3 separate regions of the Homo sapiens genome follow, and regions 1 and 2 are each linked to region 3. The links are chromatin loops, found by intact Hi-C in ENCODE. Cell type or tissue: endothelial cell of umbilical vein. All regions are shown on one strand. Each heading gives the region's core, and the rest is flanking DNA. Links, peaks and the distances in the headings are about the cores only. Region 1 has its middle 39 kb from the start of NKILA. Region 2 has its middle 71 kb from the start of LINC01742. Region 3 overlaps PMEPA1 (prostate transmembrane protein, androgen induced 1).

Region 1 (7,144 bases), core at 1,456-6,455, 51 kb before region 3:
ATTATTCACAGCCACAAAAGGAAATGTAGTATTAGCTGGACACAGTGGCTCATGCCTGTAAATCCCAGCACTTTGGGAGACACTCTGATGCGGGTGGATCATTTGAGCCCAGAAGTTTGAGACCAGCCTGAGCAACATGGTAAAACCCCATCTCTACAAAAAAACACAAAAATTAGCAGGGCATGGTGGCAAGCACCTGTGGTCCCAGCTACTCCAGAAGCTGAGGTGGGAGGATCATTTGAGCCCAGGAGGTCGGGGCTATAGGGAGCCGTGATCAGGTCACTGCACTCCAGCCTGGGTGACAGAATGAGACCTCATCTCAAAAAAAAAAAAAAAAAAAAAAAAAGTATTAATAGATATTACAATATGGACGAACCTCAAAACACTGTGCAAGAGGCTGGGGGCGGTGGCTCATGCTTGTAATCCCAGCACTTTGGGAGGCCGAGGCGGGCGGATCACGAGGTCAGGAGATCGAGACCACAGTGAAACCCCGTCTCTACTAAAAATACAAAAAAAAAAAAATTAGCCGGGTGTGGTGGCGGGTGCCTGTAGTCCCAGCTACTCGGAGAGGCTGAGGCAGGAGAATGGCGGGAACCCAGGAGGCAGAGCTTGCAGTGAGCTGAGATCGTGCCACTGCACTCCAACCTGGGCGACAGAACGATACTCCATCTCAAAAAAAAAAAAAAAATTGTGCCAAGTGAAAGAAGCCAGGCACAAAAAAACCACACAATGCAAGATCCCGTTGATACAAAGTGTTCCTAACAAGCAAAATGGTAGAGACAGAAAGTCAATTTGCCGTTGCCAGGGGCTGGCACAGGGGACAATGGGGAGCAACTTCTTCGTGACTACGGTTTCCTTTTAGGGGGATGCAGTGCTTTGGGACTAGATAGAGGTGGTGGTTGCACAACATTGTAAACGCACTAAATGCTACTGAGTAGCTCACTTTAAAGTGGCTAATTTTGTTATGTGAATTTCACCTCAATTTTAAAAGAATCAATAGATAATCCCTATTCTAAAGAATCACAGACAAGGCAGGCCAGTTAGTAAAGTGGACAAGGACACGCTAAAGCCCGTTGATCTGATCATGCACTGCTGGGTAACAAAGTATCCAAAGCTCAGCTGCTTCAGACACTCATTTTATTTTGCTAGCAATTTTATGCATAGGAAACTCAGACAGAACACAAGCTTGTCTCTGTTTCACAGTGTTCAGGCTCTCAGCTGAGATGATTCAAACAGCCAAAGACTCTTCTGGAGGCCTCTTCACGCACACGTCTGGTGCCTGTGCTCGGGGAACCTGGTAGGCTGGCCCCCGCCAGTACTGAGGAACAGAGCACCTCCACAGAAATCCTCTGTGTGGCTTGGGCTTCCTTACAGCATGGCGAGCTCAGAGTGGCCCAGCAGACAAGGCAGAAGCTCTCTGGCCATTTGCCACCTACCAGGGAACCAGATGGACTCAGTTCCACCATGCTGTGTTAGCTGAAGCAGTCACAAGCCCACCCACACTCAAGGGAGAGAATATAGACCTTAAGTTTCCAGGGGAGGAATGTCAAAGGATGTGGTGATGTGCTTGGAAATCCCCACACCCAGCACTAGGCTGTTAAATAACTTATGGCCCAACTGTACAAAGGAATACTAGGGAGCCATCAAAAAGTAGGCTGCTGTGCTTTGTATTGATGAGGAATGATCTCCCAAGATGCAGAGTTAAGTGAAAATAAGCTAGGAGCTGGGCAGCATAGATAGTATGTGCTGCTACTAACGTGCACAGAGAAAGGGGGGGTGGAGACACAACACGTGCCTGTATGTGCACAGACCAGCTCCAGGAGGATGCATGAGAAATCGGCAGCAGGCTTGCTTCTGGGGAAGAGAAATGGCAGCATTGTCAAGACACTTCATTTTCACTTTTTATCCTTTTGCACAGTTTTTTTTTTTACTGTATGTCTATACCATAGGTTTGAGGAAAATCTTTATAAAAATTAAAAATAAAACAATAAGTTATAATAAGCACCATCATGAAGTGATATCAAGACATTATTTTGAAGCTCACTTGGTTTACCTAATATGTATACTACAATCACATGTATGCACAAAATAAAATGGCATATAAGGAGTAGTTACATATCAAACTGTTGAGAAGGGTGTAGAATGAGGGATAAGACCTCTTCATTTTATTCCTCAGGCTTCTGAAATTTTTAATTTTTTATAATGAGAATGTGTTGGCACAATACTTGTGAAAATGTCTTAAGTAAGAAAACACACAACTTTAAATAAGAGAGAGACACTGTCCTACAGTACGATGTATGGTAAGGGGAGAGGAGGGAGCCACTGCACGGAGCTGGCTGTCAGGGAATGTTTCCTGGAGGAGAAGGCTTCTGAGCTCTCAGAGAATGTTGTATCTCTTTCAGTCAATGGAGGATCAGCCCCAGAGAAGGAACCCTCTTGGTCTCACCTGCTTCTTCTCCAAGAAGATTAAGTCCTGATAGGGCTGCCTCCCCTTCCTACGTGCAATGCCGCTGGGATTTGCTGGGCTAAGACAGAGAGGGGTAACCATTGTCTCTAAACACCATAGGGTCCTTGCCTCTGTTTTTCCTCTGTTCCCTGCTGCAGACATAAATTTGGGTGACTTCATAATCCCTGCTTTGTGCCAGATGCTGCTGAAGCCCTTTGTCTTAAGTTAAAGAGGGGCACCATTATGATAAACGTGCCCATTTCACAGATAAGCAAATGGGCACACAGAGAGGTTAAGTGCTGTGACCAAGGTTACACAACTGGAAAATTCAGAGCCAGGATTTTGAACCCATTCAGGCTGGTTCCTTCAACCAGGCACTCCCCCTCTCTTCAGGCACATTTCCTTCCAGCTGCTCACTCTCTTCTGCTGTTACAGGAAAGCGGTCCCCATCCAGACCCCAAGTGAAGGTTCTTGGATCGCAGTTGCGCAAGAAAGGGTGAGTCCACAGTGCAAAGTAAAAGCAAATTTACTAAGAAAGTCAAGTGGTGAAAGGACAGCTACTCCACAGACAGAGGAGGACATTCCCGAAAGTAAGAGGAGGAACGCGTCCACCCTAGGTACAATGCTTGTATATATGGGCAGATGTGCTCTGCTACGAGGGTTTGTGATAAAGGATTAGTTTTCTTAATTACTGTATTTTACAAGAATCGATATTATTATCTTTAAAGTAAAATTAGGAATGCCTTTGTTCTCCAGATATCAGGATATCTGGACACTCCCAAGTCTGGGTCTGTTTAGTAAACATTATTAATTTGTTCCTTAACCATAAACATCTAGAGGCTCAGAATGCCTGACTTTCTGGGAACGCAGCCCAGCAGGTCTCGGCCTCATTTTCCAGCCCTCACTCAAGATGGAGTCGCTCTGGTTCCAACGCCTCTGACACTGAGACACTCCAGTACCCCCAGACCCTCCTCCTCCTCCCATCTCTCTCCCTTCACCCCTCCCTCCCTCCTCTCCTCTCTCCCTGCCTTCCTGCCCTTGCACTGCCAGGCTGGCATTGAGGAAGGTCGGCTTCCTTCCGCAGACAGCACATTTCAGCCAGCTCAGCTTCCTGAAGGCAACCCTCCTCCAAACCCTTTACAATTTATTTATCTAATTAAAAATCTCTCAGCAGCTCAACATGCTTGAAGAGTTCATATTTAACCAACACTCACGGCCACCCCAACCCATCCAGGCAGGGCAGGCCCTCCCAAGAGCCTTGCCCTCTCAGGCCCTGGGAGCTGGGCTGGGCAGAGCCTCCACTCAGCTCCCCAAGTCCACCTAGAGCAGGGGGGCCGGGCACCCCAGGCTCGCCCTGGCCCCCGCCAGCTGCGTTTCCGGCCAATGAACCTGCCGCTCAAAGCCTCCTTTTTAATTAACTCCATATCTCAGGCGGCCGGAGCACGTGGGCAAACTTCTGTCTGACTTCCCTGCGAAGCCCAAGCACACCCCAGTTTGCTTTCTAAGAATAGAAGCGGGAGATGGCGGGGAGGGAGGAGGCCGGAATCTAAAAATGAATGCGCAGCCCAGAGCGAAACAACCCAGGCCAGCAGAGGGGAAAGAACGCGGCGCACGCGTGCACACACACGCGCGCGCACACACACACGCACACACACGCAGAGCCCAGCCCAGTGGAGCTGTCTGCTGCCATCCTGGGTGTGAGCCGCGGACCTGGCAGCCTGCCCAGCTGTCTGGCAGGGATGGGGGTGGCGGTGGCGCTGCTCATCCCGGCAGCAGGCAGCTGGGGACGCCCATGGGAGTCTGGAATTTTTTTTTCTGGGCCGCTTGGTTTTCCCCAGTAGACAGAGGTGACTCACAGGCTGGCAGGCTAAGTGGCTCAGGGGATCATGAGAGCCCCGATGCTGCGGTGCAAAGTTCCAGGAATTCAGAAACCAAAATGCCTGGGGCAGGAGAAAGGGCAAGACTTAGCCCCCACCAGGAAGACCAGGGAGAAAAGGTAACTCCAGCTCCACTGTTGAGGGGACACTTTGGAAGAAATCGGGATGTCTACTTAGCTGCTAGTAATAATAACAATAAAAACAACACCACCACCAGCTGCCATTCATTGAGATTTTGCTCTGTCACGCTCCGTTCTAAACTCTATACTTGGAATATCTCGTGAGCCTCACAACAGCCATGCGTGGTACCACTACTCCTGCCCCCATTTCCCTGATGAGGAAACTGAGGCCGGGGAGTTTGCTGTGTGCCCAAGCTCACATACTCAGGAAGGGCTACGCCAGGATCTGAACCCAGGCGGGCCTCCTGCACCAGCAGCAGCACGTCCCTGAAAGCCAGCCCTGCCCGTGGGTGCCTATGCTTGCAGCTGTGGCACCCAGGAGTGGCCGGCACCCCGGGCAGACGTGCCGGTAGGAGTGAGGTTATGGTTCAGTATCAGGTAACAACGAACCAAACAGAGAGAAAGTTTTCCCCTCCCAATTGTCTTTCACCCTTCCTAATTATCTGTGAAGGAGAAAGTCTCAGTTGGGTGCCAACTTGTCCTCAACACTCCCTGAGCACTTGGATTCCTTTTTTGAACCAAGAGAGCAGGCTCACGCTCACGTAGACATGGGTAACACTATTTTACTTTCGCGGTGTTTATTTTTCCATCTAGTTTTGGAAAGTTACCCAGATTTCCTCTTAGGGTAGTGATACAGAGTTCACTTTTAAGACAAATTAAGTTTTGTAAGTTAGTCGAACATTTCAGAGGGAGAGAGATACTGAAATATTTGTGGATGCAAAGACATGATTTCTGGGGTATGCCTCAGAGTAATCTGCAGTGGAGGAGCGAGTGAAGACATGGAAGAAACAAGATCAGCCACGAGTGGACACTTTTTGAAGCGAAGTGATGGGTATATTACATATCATTTCAAATATTGTATCTTATATTGCAACATTTAATATGACATGTTATATATAATACATACATTATATATTATGAGTATATTGTATTAGATTAGATTACATTATATTATTCAGGCCACTTTTGTATGTATTTAAAATTTTCCATAATGAAAACATTTTTAATGCTATATAAAAACTTTGTTAACTTATCTTAAAGAAAAAAGCGAAGAAATAGTATGAGTGGCAGCCAGACATGGCAGAAAGTATGACGGTGAAGTGCAGACGACTGAGGTGTGCAGAAGGTTAACAGAGGACATGCTTCCAACATTTCCAAGTTCATGATTTCCTTTTTGGGAAGCAGGGGAAGGGGCAGGCCCTCTCTCCGGCCTCCCTCAAAGCTCTGCCCCTCTGGTCCCCGCCAACCCCTGGTGAGGAAGCCCCCTGGTGAGGTTGGGGGTCTGATGTCATCCTGGCAGACCTTGAGGGGAAGGGCAGAAAGGGAAGCATTGCCATTTTCTCTTTTCCTTTCAAGGATATAAAAGTGCACGATTGCCCAAATGATTCCCATCTGGAAATCTAATGTATTAGGAGTAAACAGTCCTGGCTGGGGTGGGGGTGGGGGAGAGGTCATTCACAGGCCACTCTGCTGGCCCCTCTGGGAGTACACAGACCTTCTGGTCCACCCAGAGCCCAGTACCAGGGAGGGTGAAACCCCTTGGTAGAACTAGAGCAGATCCCGAGGGGCTCTGGGCTTTAAGAGTTGGCCTGAGTGGTCTCGCCCAGCAGATCATGAGCCCATCAGGCAAAGGTAGGAGGAGCCCCCAAGTCCCCACCCAGCTTCAAATCTCTGCCCTTCCCAAAGGACAAGACAGCAGAATGGCTCCTTTCACATAGGTATTCATTTATTCGTACATTCATTCATTCAGTTATTTAATGATTATTAAGTGCCTACTGCATACCAGGGACAGTTCTAGGGGCTATAAATATGAAGAGATAATGATACTTCCCAGAGTCTTAACACTGAGAGGTCAGGATGGACAGTCACTGCCTCCATGTTCAAGTGGGAGATCCAAGACATCCCCAGAGGGGGCAGGCATTACAGAGTGAAAGCAAAGCCCTGTGAACACCAGCAGCTGACTTGTGCGTACGGGATGCCCTGTCCTTTGCCCGCACGACACCCTCCCCCTGCCCGCATCTCCTTTGGTCCCCGCAGCAGCCTGTGAGGTGGTGGTTGGCAGGTGCATTCCACATCCTGAGCTGGGGAGGGGGAACGTGCCCAGGTTCACCCGGCTGGCATGCACAGGGCAGCGATTCCAATCTGGCGACAGTGATGGACTTGCCAATTACCATGCATCAAGCACGCTGTCTCAGGGAGTCTGGAATGGCCCTGCCAGACCCACCTAATGATGCGCCCTTGGCAACTAAGGAAACTGAGGCGCAGAAAGAAATGAGTTCCAAACACAGTGGTGCAATCTATCCGGATCTGTGCTGTCTGACATGGCAATAGCAAGACACGAGTAGCTATTGAGCACCCAGAATCCAGCTATTCCAAAATGACCTGTTGCTGTCATTATAAAATATATGCTGGGATTCACAAGTTTGGTATTTTTTTAGAAAAGTAAAATATTTCATTGATAATTTCCTATTTGATTACATGTTGGAACTATAATATTTTGGATATATTATGTTAAACATAATTTTAAAGTTTAAATATATTATTAAGATGAATTTCGCCTGTCGCTTTTTACTTCTTTTTTTTTTTTTTTTTTTGGAGACAGGCTGGAGTGCAGTGGCGCAATCTCAGCTCACTGTGCAGCC
Region 2 (7,144 bases), core at 988-5,987, 380 kb before region 3:
TACTTGGGAGGCTGAGGCAGGAGAATCGCTTGAACCCGGGAGGCAGAGATTGCAGAGAGCTGAGATCATGCCACTGCACTCCAGCCTGGGCTACAGAGCGAGACTCCTCAAAAAAAATTTTTTTTAAGCAACATATATTTGTCGAAAACCTCTGGGAAAAAAAGCATAAAAGGAAAATAAAAGCCACCTGTAACTGCCTAATTAGAGGAAAATGCTATGAATGTGGTGGTATATTTCTTTCAAGTCTTTGGTGTGTGTGTGTGTGTGGTTGGGAAGTGTGTTTACAAAAATAGAGGTCTTCCGTAGTTTTAGAGTCCACCTTTTTCATGTGACATTGTATCATAGGTATTCTCTAGCATTAGTCAGAGTTTTCTAAAAACCTGATTGTTAATGGCTGTGTAGTTTTCTTCTCTATAGTACTATCATTTTCTCATTTACATGGCTTCTTTTTGCCCCCAACAAAGATTTCTAGTTGCTTTCCAAGTTCCATCTCCATCCTTCTGCTTTAGTAGTAGAACATTGATCTTATTGGGATGGCAATGTGCCTATCTAAAAGATGTCATTTCCCAGCCTCTTTTGCAGCTGGGGTGGCCAATGAAGCGAAGGTAGCAGTTGTTTTCTCTTCAGGGAAAGCATTTGAGAGGGTCTCTTTATCCCCTTTTCTTGCATGGAATGCGGATGATGTGGCTGGAGCAACAGCAGCCATCTTGGACCATGAGAAGACCTTGAGGAGGGAATCTGTGTGCTGAGGACAGGGCGACAGCAGGACAGAAGGCACTTGGGTTCCAGAGAACACCATGCGTCTCCACACCAGCTCCGAACCCTCCAGATTGACGTATAAGAGAAAGAAACTCCCACATTGCTTGCCTTCCATCTCTTACTAGTGGCTGAATGTAGTTCCTACAACAGCTTGATTTACTCAATCAGACAACAAATGTCCACTGAAGGACTACTATGTCTCAGTTCCACTGACATGGGGACATATCAGTGAACAAAACATAGAAAAACTCCTGTCCTCAGGGAGCTGATTTTGTAGTGGAGAGAGACAGATCATACAAAAAACAAATGAGTAAGATATTTAGTATGTTCGAGCATAAAAACCAAGGAGAAAAAAAAAGTAGGGCAAGGGAATGTGTTATGTCATGGTGGGGCTGGGGTGATGTTGAAATGTGGGGTAAGGTGGCCAGAGGAAACCCCACTCTTCTCTATGAATTCAAAATGGCATCTTTGATATCACTCTAGCACTATTCACGGTTTTAATGTTTAGAAATGCATCGCAAATTGGGTTTGTAGAAGAATCAGTGACTATGGTGTTTCTCATGAAGGTGATCTCTGACATCACATCTTGTCAGTTGAATGTCTTTCCATTGCTGGTGAAAGAAATTCAGCTCAAATAGGCTGAAAGAAACAAGGGAACATGTTGACTCACAAAATTTAAGTATCCAGCACCCCTGGATTCAGGCATAACTAAGTCCAGGTGCTCAGAAATGTCGCCAGGAATTCCCTTGTTCTGCTTCCTCAAGCTGGTTCTCAGCCAGCTCACCCCACCCAGCTGTGGGAGGGAGGCTGGCCCCCACACTGTACAGACTGAAATTCCACCAGCAAGAGGCAGGACTCTTCCCCAGCTGTAGGGGAGGAAAGGGAGTCACTGCTCCCCCTCACCGCACTCTGCAAGGTTTACGTCCAACTGGATCATTCCCAAGGGAATGACTTTCCCTCGGACCCCTTGGAAGTTCCAAGGGAAGGAGGGACCTTCTTCCTTTCTCTGCTGTTTTCCCCTTCACCTGCTGTTTGGAGTCATGCAGGTTTGTAATTACAGCAAATGTTTAGGGCTCACTGTCATTGGACTGCTTTGGGTCAGGTGCCTATTTTTGAAACAATCACTGAGTCCACTGGAGTCAGAACAAGCTGATGGTGGAGGCTGCTGCTGGCAGATGCCTTCTGAAGGTGGAAGAATGGCTCAACCAACCACAAAGGCCTGGAGCTGGGGAGGATCCTTATCTGGGGGAAACCCCAGGAGCTCTTACCAGGAGAAGGGACGAAGGACACTGAGCAGGCAGGAACAGTAAACAACCACACATCCAGCATCCTCCTCCTTTGACCTTGCTGCTCAGCCCTGCAGCACACCAGCCCTTGGGAAAAGTCAAATCCATTTCTTAAGCTTTGCTTTTTGCCCTGTGATTGTTTTCTCCCATTTTACAAATGAACAACCAAATGCATAAAGACCATAAATTATAAACGAGCAGTTCAAATGAGGCGAGTGATGACAATGAGTGAAATCTAATTAAGCAGTTTGAGATCTGAGTGATATTGTTATTAAAGTGCCGCATTAACGGAGCATCGGACCAGCTTTCTCAGCTGCGCTGTGAGTCCGTCGGAAGCGAGCGCCACGCTGATTGACATCGAGATGGATTCCTTTCTGCAGGAGGAGATAAAGTGCAGTTCCATTGAAGGGATGGAATTAATGAGGAGGGTTTGCCCTTGGAAACCAAGGTTCTGGCCCTGGCTGGTCTGTGCTCCTTCCATAGCTGTCAGGAACGATCAGGGCTGGAGCATTTGGGAATACCCCCCTCTTTTTTTTTTTTTTTTTTTTTTTTTGTGAGATGGAGTCTCGCTCCGTTGCCCAGGCTGGAGTGCAGTGGCGCGATCTCGGCTCACTGCAAGCTCCGCCTCCCGGAGAGAGCATGATCATCTGCTTTTTATGATCTCCTGGGACTTCCTGAGCTGAGCCCTAACATTCACTTTTTCCTAAATTCAAGCCCCTCCTACCAAGGGCATCCCAGGCGCCAGACGCTTGTGCTAATAGCTGCTGGCAATTCACAGAGGGAACGATGGGCACATTTTCTGTTCTTCTGGAGCTCACAGTTTGGGTCTATTCTGGTGGTAACTGTCTTTTGGGGTAAAATAGGAAGTGTTTGAGCCATTTATTTGTCGAGCATTACGCCTCTGGAGGATAATTCTTGTTTAAGGGGGCCCTGGGCACCCCCGGGCTGGGGTTCTCCAGCAGTGGGGAGTGGACAGTGTCTTGAATGGAAGCTCCTATCTGGAAGGGAAGGTCCCTTTGGGGGCCACTCCTTGTTTGTCCACTTTCACTTCTTTAGGTTTGGGCAAAGTCGGTTTTTACACTTCAGCTGGGGATGAATGAGTTCCCTCTAAAGCGACGGGGAGGAAGTAAGAATGCCACCAACGGAAGTCCTTGCCGAGTACTGGATGCTCAGGGCTCAAAGAAGCCTCAGGCTCGAGGTTCACAGTGCTACGATCAGGCAAGGGTGTTGCCACCTCCTCCCAACAATGGGGAGACCAAGGCATGGAGGGACTGAGCTGAGTTCTCAAGGCCACACAGGCAGGAAGTGCTGGCTATGTCAGCCCCAGTTCTGAGTCCAGAGCCTGGAGCGTGGTCAGCCTTGGTCTGGCTCTCCACCAGGCTACTCCAAAAAGGATGAGAGAACTGAGTCACACAGGCGGGGCTTACCCCCAAGGTCAGAGTTTGGCATAGTTTCCCAAGCTGTTTCTCTGCAGGGGTGCCGTGACTGCTCCCCACCACTCCCCCTGCCATCAAGTTCTGTGAGACCCAATTGGACCTAAACCTTGCAGAGTACGGGAAGGGGAAGCAGTGACCCCCTTTCCTCCCCTGCAGGAGAAAATGCATGGGATTGGGAATTTCTGGCAAGACTGGGAAATGTCTCCGGATTTCTCCCCGCTGTACTCCGCTTGGTCACTGCAGCTCCACTGAGCTGTCCCTTCCCTCCTCCCTCTCTTTCTGCTTGGTGGGTCTCCTTCCTTTCCAGGGAGGCAAAGACATTTCCTCCCTTTCATTTGTCCTTTGTCTCCATGTCTGAGTCATGAGGAAGGGGCTGAAGAGCTTTGTCTGGTAATTTACACAATTAGGGATTTCTTGGCCAGTTCACCCTGTCTTCCCTTTCCTGCCTGTTCTCTTAACTTCATTCCAGGTGGGAGATGATCCCTGGAAGCTGGTCGGCTCTCAAAACCTGTGATGTAATAGAAAGAAAGAAACAGAACTGTCAATCCTGCCACTTGTGGGCTCTGTGACCTTGGGCAAGTCACTTAACCTCTCTGAACTTCCATCTCCCAGTCTGTACGATGGAGATTCAAGCATGCATCTCAGAGGGTGCTCGTAGGTATGAAATGAGTCAATGGAGGATGACAGCTTATAGTATGTGCCCAACTAATGTTAGTTTTTCTCTCTTTTGGGGAGATAGATGATAGATTCTTCAGATTTGCTCACCTATGGATTAGTCTGGAAGTGCTTTTGGTGATACTGGTTGGAGTCATGCAGGTCCACCAGACGCACTGCTGCTCTCCCTCTCCCCCACCTGCCTGTCCTCTTCTTGCTGTTGAGAGTGTCCATGCTCATTTATCTTTTAGGCTGTTTGCACTGTGGCTCTGTCCTTTGCTAGAGAAGAAACAGGCTTCCCTATTTGAGTAAATCCAAGTTAAAGCCTGTGCACGTGGAGGTTGTCTCTCGACCTTTTAGGGTATATTTATTCACCACCGCCCTTGGAGCATGTGGTCCCTTCAGGAAGACCAGCTGGCCAGGGATGAAGGCACAGAGAGGCCTCTCCCGAGCTGTCCTGCCAAGCATGTCTTACGTCACTAGAGAGCTTGCCTGCAACGCAGGACCTCAGGCCCCACATGCCTCCTGCGACAAAGCCTGCACCTGGGCGGGGGCCTGGGGTGCTCCTGGGCACAGTAGATGTGGGCAGCACAGTGCGGACCCAGGCCCTCACCCCTGCCTGCAGCCAACCTCCCTGCTGGGTGCTGGGCTGCTCAGGCTGTCCTGGATGAGGCCTCTCATCGCGGGGGTGAGAAGTGAGAAGGAACACGGGGAGTTGCAGGGGGCAGTCAGAGATACGGATGGCCCTGCTGTGTACAGGGTCTCCCTGAATTTGACTCTTGACCCCACATGGTGGGCCCTCAGTGTACCTGCAGTGCGGCCTGATTCCAGCCCAAGAAGCATCATTGGAAGCTCACGTGTTGGTATTTCAAGAAGAGGACTTTGAGAGGAAGGGAAAGCAAAGAGGTGACATGGAGCCAGGGCCCTGAGAGCCCCCAGAGGGTCAGCTGGCTCTGGAGGGCCAAGCTAGCCGAGGGGTGGCTGGGGAGACTGAGGCAGCTCAGGGCACAGCCACAGAGCCTGGGCCTCCTGCTCAAAAACCACCACATGCTCCCATTCCTGGCCCTCACTTAGCTCTGGTGGAGAGGCTCTGGGGGTGGGGAGTGCCCTGGAGAAAATTCCAGAGAGCCTGTATGAATCTCCTGGGGGCTGCTGTGACAAATTACTGCAAACTGGCTGGTTTAGAACAGCAGGAATATATTATCTCAGAGTTCTGGAGGCCAGAGGTTCAAAATCAAGGTATACACAGAGCCGTGCCCCCTCCAGAAGAGCTAGGGAAGGGTCTTTCCTTGTCTCTTCCAGCATCTGGTGGTTCCAGGTGGCCCTTGGCTTGTGGCTGCAACACTGCTGTCTCTACGTGGCCTTCTGGCTTCTCTCCTTTTTTTTTTTTTTTTTTTTCAATAAGGACATCAGTCATTGGATTTAGGATCTACCCTAATCCTGTATGACCTCATTTTAACTAATGACATCTGAAAAGACCCGATTTCCAGACGACATCACATTCTGAGGTTCCAGTAGACACGAATTTTGGGGGACACCATTTGCTACACTACAGTGTCCAATGGGGCTTTTTAGAAATATTGGCCTGTCATGCCTCTCTTCTTCCCTCCCTACCTCCCTTTTCCCCCCTTCTGTGCTGTTTTCCCCTTCATCTGCTATTGAGTTTAAAGTTAACCAGGGTCTTCAGTAGGTTTGAACTCTCCCTCCTCCCACCCAAGACAGCTGAGTTTGAATTTTGGCTGCAAGATTATATTTAATGATCATGGACCAGGAAGGGAGACCTAGAGGGCAAGCCTCATTAAATATTTATATGAAGTAATAATCTGGTTTGCAAAACTGCCTGGGTGCTTGCAGAGCTGGGGCCACTCTTTATCCAAGGCTGTTGATACAAGGGACACGGTTAATTATCTCTTGCCAAACATAATAAACCTGTGCGAAGTCATTCTCTGAGCATTGCCTGGGTCAGGGTCTCAGAGTCTGCATGGCAGTCACCATTGTCTTGACTTGGGAAAGAATCTGACCCCCGCAGGTAAGGGGAAGAGCCAGGGTCTACGCTCATCTTCCGAAGGTGTTTTTCACCTCTCCAAGTCCCGGTCACTTCATCTCTTAGATGGGAGTTAATTTAGTCAACAAATATTGATTGCCATGTTCCTATGTGTTGGACACTGGGGTTTAGTGGTGAGCTAGATGGACATGGTCCCTGTTCTCACAATGCTCTCTTTTAAATAAGAGAGGTGAACAAGAAGTGAATAAATGAATCTACGCACAGTGCGATGGCTGTCAGGCAGAGAAAGGTGCTATAAAGAAAGGTAAGACCAGGTAAGGGGGTGGAGAGTTGTGAGTCTGGTGGTGGTGGTGGTGGTGGTGGTGTTTTGCCTGAGCAGTCAGGGAGGACTGCTTAGAGGAGGTGGCATTTGAGCAGGGTTGGAAGAAAGTGAGGGAGAGAGGAGCTGGGAGACTGTTTTGGAGAAGAGCCATCCAGGCAAAGGCACCTCAAGGGCAAGGGTCCTGAGAAGGGTTTTTGTTGGGGGAGCAAGAGGGAGGAAAAGGGAGCAATGAGATTCTTGGGGCTGGGCCAGGTCATGCAGGCTTGCAGGCTCAGAAGGGAAGGGTTCTTGGGCTGTGTGGCAACAGGCTCAGATTCCCATGTTAAAAGCATCATTCTGGCTGTGAACTGGAGAAGGGACAGTGGAGTGCAGGGGGAGAGGCTGGAGTAATGATGGCCCAAGCCAGGCTGGTGGCAGTGGAAGTGTGGAGAAAACAGCGCAGGAAATGCACAGGGCACCAGGCAGGGTGCTGATTCCTCAGGGGGTGCAGGAAGCTTTTGTTCCATGGTGGGCACGTTCCCAACGCTGTTTCCCTTGGAAGTTGTCCCTTTTCCACCCCCGAGCACCTCCAGGACATAGAAGACCTGATTAAATAGGCTTCAGCGCATGACATCTCCAGTTTCCCAATCTCTAGCTGCTCTCTGGAAACCCTATCTGAATGGAGAACATGCAGAAGGATGAA
Region 3 (7,144 bases), core at 1,265-6,264:
TGGATGAAGGGAGGAAGTGGGCAGGTGAACTTTCAAGAGATTCCAGATTCTTGTGGTCAAGATACAGGCTTTGAAGACCTTCATTCTGGGGGTGAGCGTGGTATCCTCCCGAGTCTCCAGTTGACCCTCTGTGAGGTGGAAGGAAGAATGACATCTGTTCTATGGGGTTGTCAGGACCGTTACCTGAAAAGCACCTCTGGTACAAAATGTGATTTTTAATGCTCCAAAGTTTCCACTATTGGGGGCAGGAAACTGTGCCCGAGTTTCATACCTGCCCTCTCTTCTAGAGCTAAGGGGCAGGTACAGAAGTCAATGCAGACCCACCTCCCCTGCACCCGCTCCAGTTGCCCTGGGTGGTCAAGGTTTCACAGTGATGGCTTTAGTCCTCCAAAGGCCATCAAATGGCAAAAACGCATTGCCAGAGCTTGCTGCAGGCCCCCAGAAGGAGAATTCCTAGGGTGATTCTTCTTGGCACACACTTGCTGCAGACTGGGAGTGTTTTGGGGTTATTGTCCTCACGGAGGAAGGTGGAGTTTGCTCAGAGGTGATGTTGAGATGCCATATGCTGGACCGAGCTAAGCAGCTATTGTGACTCAACTTCGGCGGTATCAGGTGGTGATCAGCTATTCCTAATGCTCCAGCACATTCTAATATGTACCTGTTGTTAATGGGAATGGGGGTAGGAAGAAAGGTGGCTTGGAATCAGTGCCTGCCATAAACTAATAAGGATGTCAGAAAGATTCGAACTATAGTCTGATTTTCTTCTCTTTTTTTTTTTGATGTCTTCTTTTTTCTTTTCTTTTCTTTTTTTTTGAAATGGAGTCTTGCTCTGTCACCCAGGCTGGAGTGCAGTGGTGCGATCTCAGCTCACTGCAACCTCTACCTCCCGGGTTCAAGTGATTCTCCTGCCTCAGTCTCCCAAGTAGCTGGGACTACAGGCATGAGTCATCACACCTGGCTAGTTTTTTTGTATTTTTAGTAGAGACAGGGTTTTGCCATGTTGGCCAGGCTGGTCTCAAACTCCTGACCTCCGGTGATCTGCCCGCCTCAGCCTCCCAAAGTGCTGAGATTACAGGTGTGAGCTACCATGCCCGGCTCCTTTTTTGATGTCTTTTAACTAAAATCATTTGTTATTGTTTCAGTGGGCTTGGGAAATGGCTCTACTGGCAGAAAAGAGAATTTTATTTAGTAACAAGTTGAAAATCCCCAGTGGCTCTGGGATCTGGATGGTGGATAAAGGTTGATTGTGACCTCCACGAACCAACTCTTCACCATCAGCAAGAAACACCTCGCAATCCTCCTTAGCAGTGGTGCTAGACTCCCCTTGGGCTGGACGGCCACAGCTAGAACCACCTAACAGCCATGCAGGTTCGAGATGCCACTTTGCCTTTTAAGTCTTAAGAAACTGTCCTATATCATTTGCCCCCACTATAGGCTTTTGGGGCTTCAGGGGAGGTGGCTGTGCCAAGTGCTTATTTGTGTTGATAAAAGTTGCACGATCTTGGCACCAAATAGATCAATAAACATTTTGACAGTTGGTGGAAGTGGAGTTATTGTGTACCTCAGTTTCCCTGTTCCCCCGAACATGTTCGGTAAAGCATGGGCCTGTGGAGGGGTCTGTCAGTGGCAGCTGTCAGCCTCTATTGTCATTGACAGGTTGTCATGGATTCCCAGTATGCAAGTCGCATCAGCATCAGGAGTGGAAGAGTCTCTGCTGGTCCTTAAGGTCTCCAGGAGGGGCCAGTTCCATCACTGGCTTTGGGAGCATGAAAGTGACAAATCCAGCCATGAATTTGCCTGAGTGTCAGTGGTTAAGAATACAAAAAGGTGTGTTTTTATATTTAGAGCCACGTATCTTCAAGTATATACAATATACATTTGTATTTTATGTATGATATATGTAAAACGCGGACTGTCGAAACATGTGCGTTCCAACCGCCGAGGCCGGGAGGCTTCTCTGAGGTCCCTTGTTGGAGTCCACCACGGACATCCCACCTCCCACAGGTGTGTCACAGGGTGAGCTCAGGTGAGCCTGACCTTCTCCCAGCTTTGCCCCGGGTTCCCCCAGGCAGGTGAAATCAGATTTTCCAGGCCATGTCCTCGGCAGCAAGAGAAGTAGGAAGCTGAATCGGTTTTTCAGAAATTTTGAGCAATGCAAACTGCTCTTTCCCCCAGGAGGTTTTCAGCACCAGTGGTCTCAGTTGCCTAGTTACCCCTCTGCTCATCTAGACCAAATCCCGAGAGACTGCCCTGCACCCCACACGCCTTGCTTGGCCTGTGGGGCAGTCCTGGCACCTGGTAGTTGCACAGGGAGAGAGACTGTGGCGGGGTCCTGGGGCTCTTTAACATAGCTCAGCCGCTTTCTAGATGTGGAGTCTTTGGTCAGCTCCTTACTCTCCCTGATCTTGGCTGACTGATTTATAAACTAGGATTTATAATTACTGCACGGAGGTGATTAAACAAATTGTCTTTTAAGCACCTATCACAGGGCTAATTCCTAGTAGATGCTCAATAAATGGCCACGAGAGTGTTGGTGCCGATGGTAAGTAGGGATTGGTGGTAAGCAGGATGGCTGCCCGAGAGTGTGAGCTGGGCGGAGCTCAGGTTGGCTCCTTCTTGCATCAAGCTGCCCACTAGGCTTGCACATCCTTGATGTGGGCAACACCCACAGACTGCACAAGCTGTCCCATAAGGTTCAGATGCCCAGACAACAAGATTCGGTTCGAGCCCTGTGGGGTGATGCATTCCAGAGACCACACTTCCTTTAGGGAGGCTCAGAATTTGCATGGGGCCACAGCAAACGCCTTTCTTCATTCCCCTGAGTTATACAGCAGGTAGCAGAGCTTCAATCTGAAACACCTCGTGGATGTCAGTTGAGAGATGGCGTGAGAGTTTGGTTGTGGTCAGTGATGTGCTTCAGACTCCCAGAGAAGGGAGACTCTCAATGTCCTCTTATGGCTGCTACATTTAAGGAATAAAAAATAAAAGTTAATACAGAGACTTGCCAAGTCTGTGTGTGTGTGTGTGCCTCTATATGTACGTGCTGACTTCTTAGGATTTCTGCAAGGTCCGGAACAGCTTTCCAGAAGAAGGTGGAAAGTGAAGCCGGGGAGCTTTGCACAGGTCTGGGAACCCTGCAGGAACTTGGTGCCCGCCGCGCCAGTTCCGCAGATTCCCCTCACCGGGCTGAGCTGATGTCTGTAGCTGGCCAGAGTTCTAATTGCCTTCCTAAAAACAATTTAGTTGGTAATAATTCTGTAAATGTCTGAATCAACTTTGCGCAAACACCCTGAGTAATTTCTTTGTTCTTTTCTTTCTACTTTGTAATTGGTGTCTGTAAAAGCCAAAGGTTTGGTCTTGCGGAAGGCATGATTCATTTATTGGTGTCTATGCCTCCTCGTTATTGAGTCATTTCAGATGCCATCACGGTGAGCCAGGGCTGATTCATATGGGGCTGAGCTTAGAAGCCAATAGGGTCACGGCCATAGGAGGAAGCTGGTTTTCTAATCTGTTTATGATATGGGAAAAAGAGGCGGGTGTATTGAGATGATGGAGAGGGTGTCAATTACATGGGTGAATATAACCAATGAAATAACACCAACCAGCCTTTAAACACCACTCCATTTGCTGCTGTTGATCGTTAGGATAGATCGCAGCTCAATGCACTCCTATCTCGGGTGTATCTCTCCCTGTGTTTATGGATCTTGATCTCTGAGCAGGCTGACACGGGAGGGATGCCCCCACCCCAGACCTGGAGAGACGTTTCAAGTCATAAGCCACAGATGCAGAGAATGTTGCCTCTTTAAAAAATGTATCAGCTGGACCTACCATGAAACAAATGTTTAAATGTTTAGGCTCACGTGTAAGGGAGCCTCTGCCCCATTCCCTACTCATTTCTCTAACAATGACAATTATTAGATGTTTGCGGTTGTTCGTTCTTTGCATTATTCTCCAAACTGTGTGAACTTACACATGGTGCCACTTATTTTGCCTAATTTTATTAGTTGCTTTGGCCCTAAATTGTCACTGTCCTCCCGTCTAGAGGGTAATCAGAGTTGTTTGCCACATGGCCCAGAGGTGTAATTATGAGTCCAAATTCCAACTGTCCGTATAAATCTAGGCTCTGCCTGCAAGGGGAATATTTCTTCCTGCAGTGCTTTCCTCTGGTTGGTTCCCCATCTGCATAGCTGCACTGCATCCTCCACTCTGCATCGGGGAACAAGGGTCTCTCTCAGGTCGTTTTCAATATCCAGCTCCTAGCTTAGGGCCAAGTGCAAAGCGTGTCATTGGTGTCTGTCTAGCTGCTGGTTGGATGGCTGTGAGAAAGTTCACTGGAGGAGAAATTTGCCAGTAACCCTGTAGAATCCAGCCAGTATTTATTGAGCTGCCTAGTGACTTCCAAAGTATAGATGAGGGATGTTGAGTGCATGGCATTCCATCCAGTGTCCCCTACTTGCTGCCCATAACAGACATTGCTAATCAATTGCACCCTCCATCCTTGCTGCACTCAGATCCTCACCGAGGTGGTACTCCCAGTGTCTGCTCCCAGTCGGGGTTCAGAGAGGGCTTGAGTGATGACACTTGTTGACCATCGGGTTGTGGATGATCCTTATGGGGAAAACTGGAAGTTGTGCAGACAAATGGCTGACTGAAAGACTAGTGGGGCTGCAGAAATCCTGGTGCATGCAGCCACCAGGACCAACTCCCATCTGCTCCTCCTTGTCACCCTGTGTGAGTCCCAAGGCAGTTCCTTCCATGAGTTCTAAGGACGTTCCCCATCTGTAGATGGCCCAGCCCCACACTTCAGCTACCATGTAGCGGGAACTCCCACACTTCAGTGAAGCAGCATCCAAGGGTGACTCCAAGAGCAAGCCTCCCCGAAGAGCATGGCTGCCCGGAGTAAGCATTACTCCTTGGTTCCTTGACAATATGTCATTTTCCTTTTTTAAAAATCAGGGGTGTAAACGGAAATGTGCACAGAGGCCTCCATTTTCTCTTGCCAGCCTCTCTCCACAGAAATCTTGAGCTCTGCTCTGAGCGCTTCGCGGCATTCCCTTTCACTCTAGTGAGAATGAGCTCTGGATCCTTTTCCCAGAATAGACTCAGAGCGGAGTTGAGGGTGGGGTTCAGGAACAAAGACAAGAAAGGGGAGAATCTGGGAGGCAGTCAGTATTTAGGGAATGAACCCAACACCCAACAGCTTTGTCTCCTTGTTTTTCTGGGTTCTTGCCGGTGACGTCGCGGCTTTTTGAACCCTAGCAATTCCTACTGACAGTGGCAGGTGCTCACTGAGCTCTTTGCACACCCTGTCTCACTAATCCTCATGGCAACCCCATCGCATGGAGGAGGTGGAGCTAAGTCACCTGCCAGGGATTGCCCAGCACACCGCAGAGCAGGATTTGAACTTGGGCTGCAGTGTCTTGGCACAGGGTGGGAGGGAGAGTCACAGAGAAGCGGGACCCTTTGCCAGCCCATGGTTGAAGGGGAAAGTTCTAGACACAAGGTTTTCCTGGCATTCCTGGAGCCCCAGGGGCGCCCAGGCTCATACCTCTTTCTTCCTGAAGCCTGTGCCTCATTTGTCTAGGCAGGGACGAGCCCACCTTCCCCTGAGCCTCAGAACCGCCTGTCACTTGGTTTAAGGGATGGGCTGGTTGGGGGCCTCTGCTCCTTCCTCCTCCTCCCATCCTCCACACACTTCCCTCCTTGGAAGGGTGCCAGCAGCGATCCCTGGGGCTCAGAGCAGGAGGGAGCAGAAATTGTCGGTAACAGGTTGCAGCTGAAGGGAGAAAGTGGTCCCTGTGACCAGTGAGGTGCTTGGGCAGGATCTGAGCTCCCCAGGAGGGGTGAGGAGAGAGTCCAGAGAACATCTGGACTGGAGGGACCCTCTCTAGCCTTCTTCAAAATGCAGTGGTTCTCAGTCCTGGCCACACATTAACACCACCTGAGGGGCTGTGGCAGCACCCCAGACCCACTACCTCTGGGATGGGGCCGGGCCATCTGGGTTTCCTAAAGCTCCCCAGGTAATTCCAGGGTGTGGCAGAGTTAAGCCCGCTAAGCTGCCCTCAGCCCCAAGCTTGCAGATGGGTAAGTTGAGGTCTGGTGAGGGGGAGGAGGAAACTCAGGCCACTTTTCAGCCACAAAATCCTTCTGGTGCTAATCAGAGGAGTACTGCTAGGCCAGGCCCAGTGGCTCACACCTGTAATTCTAGTAGTTTGGGAGATGGGTTTTCACCATGTTGGCCAGACTGGTCTCGAACTTCTGATCTCAATTGATCTTCCTGCTTCAGCCTCCCAAAGATTACAGGCGTGAGCCGCTGCGCCGGGCCAGGCCTGCAGTTTTAAGCAGGGCAGACGGATTGTGAAAGGGCCAAGCTGGGCTGGAGGTCCGATTCTCTAGCGGTGAAATGCCAGGTGCTTCAGCGGGGAAAACATTTTGTAACCTGAATCTGGGCCCGTAACGGGTACCAGAGACCTGGGTGTCTGTCCCAGCCCCAGCCAGGGGGCCCAGGATAGTGGCAGAGCCTTGGAGACTGGACAGACTCCAGCAGCTCTGGGGCTGGGTTGGCCCATCAGCCGCTGTTGCCAGCCCCGCTGGGCTCCAGCCCAGAGCCACCGCCTGCCCGCCTCACCTGGCCTGCATTCCTTTGCAGGGAATGAGGATGTGGGTGACCCCAGACAGGTATGAATCATGTCTTGGGGAGGTGGTTACTCAGAGGCGGCAAACGCCGAGGCTGCCTTCCTCCCAGACAGCGTGGACCTCAGTGTGGAGCTTCGTGTCCTGGGCTTGGGGCATGGCTGCTGAGGTGGGTGTTTGAAGGGCCTCATTGGAGTGAGATGGGCTGACAGGCAGTGGTCCCTCTCCCCTTGACTCTAGCATGCTCTGAAGAAGAAGAAGAAAAGAGCAGTGTGGCTGTGGCACCGGGATACCAGGTCACAGTCATGGCAGCCTCACTTACCGGCTTTGTGGCTCTCAGGCCTATTTTTCATCTAGAGATAGAAGTGCTGGGAAGCAGTCCTGACTTCCTCCTGTTGTGAGGGCAGCATGGACCCCCCTCCCCTTATTTCCTGAATGCCTACCATGTGCCAGGCACAGCACCACATGCAGCCCTGCAAGAGCTACTAGACTTGTCTTACATGGCGCTACA

The links. A loop is a pair of places that touch in the nucleus more often than their neighbours do. Peaks named below come from ENCODE experiments on the same cell type or tissue, not always from the same donor. Only the 100,000 strongest peaks of a DNase experiment are listed, where the experiment ranks them.
Region 1: a loop joins it to region 3, with 10 times the contacts of the local background. A loop is called at or near these places in 7 of 110 quality-filtered maps.
Region 2: it touches region 3 in a loop (4-fold over the local background); 8 of 110 quality-filtered maps call a loop at or near these places.

The regions. Positions count from the first base shown.
Region 1 is chr20:57,745,836-57,752,979 of GRCh38, reverse strand. No RefSeq gene overlaps it. Among named protein-coding and RNA genes, the nearest start is that of NKILA, 39 kb to the right of the region's middle. RefSeq lists enhancers at 3,590-4,447, 4,448-5,307. In endothelial cell of umbilical vein, for the core only: no CTCF peak of the experiment used is centred there; DNase peaks (open chromatin) are centred at 3,579 and 4,239; H3K4me3 peaks cover 329 bases; H3K27ac peaks cover 1,972 bases.
Region 2 is chr20:58,071,021-58,078,164 of GRCh38, reverse strand. No RefSeq gene overlaps it. Among named protein-coding and RNA genes, the nearest start is that of LINC01742, 71 kb to the right of the region's middle. In endothelial cell of umbilical vein, for the core only: no CTCF peak of the experiment used is centred there; DNase peaks (open chromatin) are centred at 3,414 and 3,794; H3K27ac peaks cover 1,596 bases.
Region 3 is chr20:57,694,699-57,701,842 of GRCh38, reverse strand. The region is part of intron 1 of PMEPA1 (prostate transmembrane protein, androgen induced 1); the gene reads left to right. Among named protein-coding and RNA genes, the nearest start is that of PMEPA1, 12 kb to the left of the region's middle. RefSeq lists enhancers at 2,916-4,115, 4,996-5,528. In endothelial cell of umbilical vein, for the core only: no CTCF peak of the experiment used is centred there; a DNase peak (open chromatin) is centred at 3,422; H3K27ac peaks cover 1,719 bases.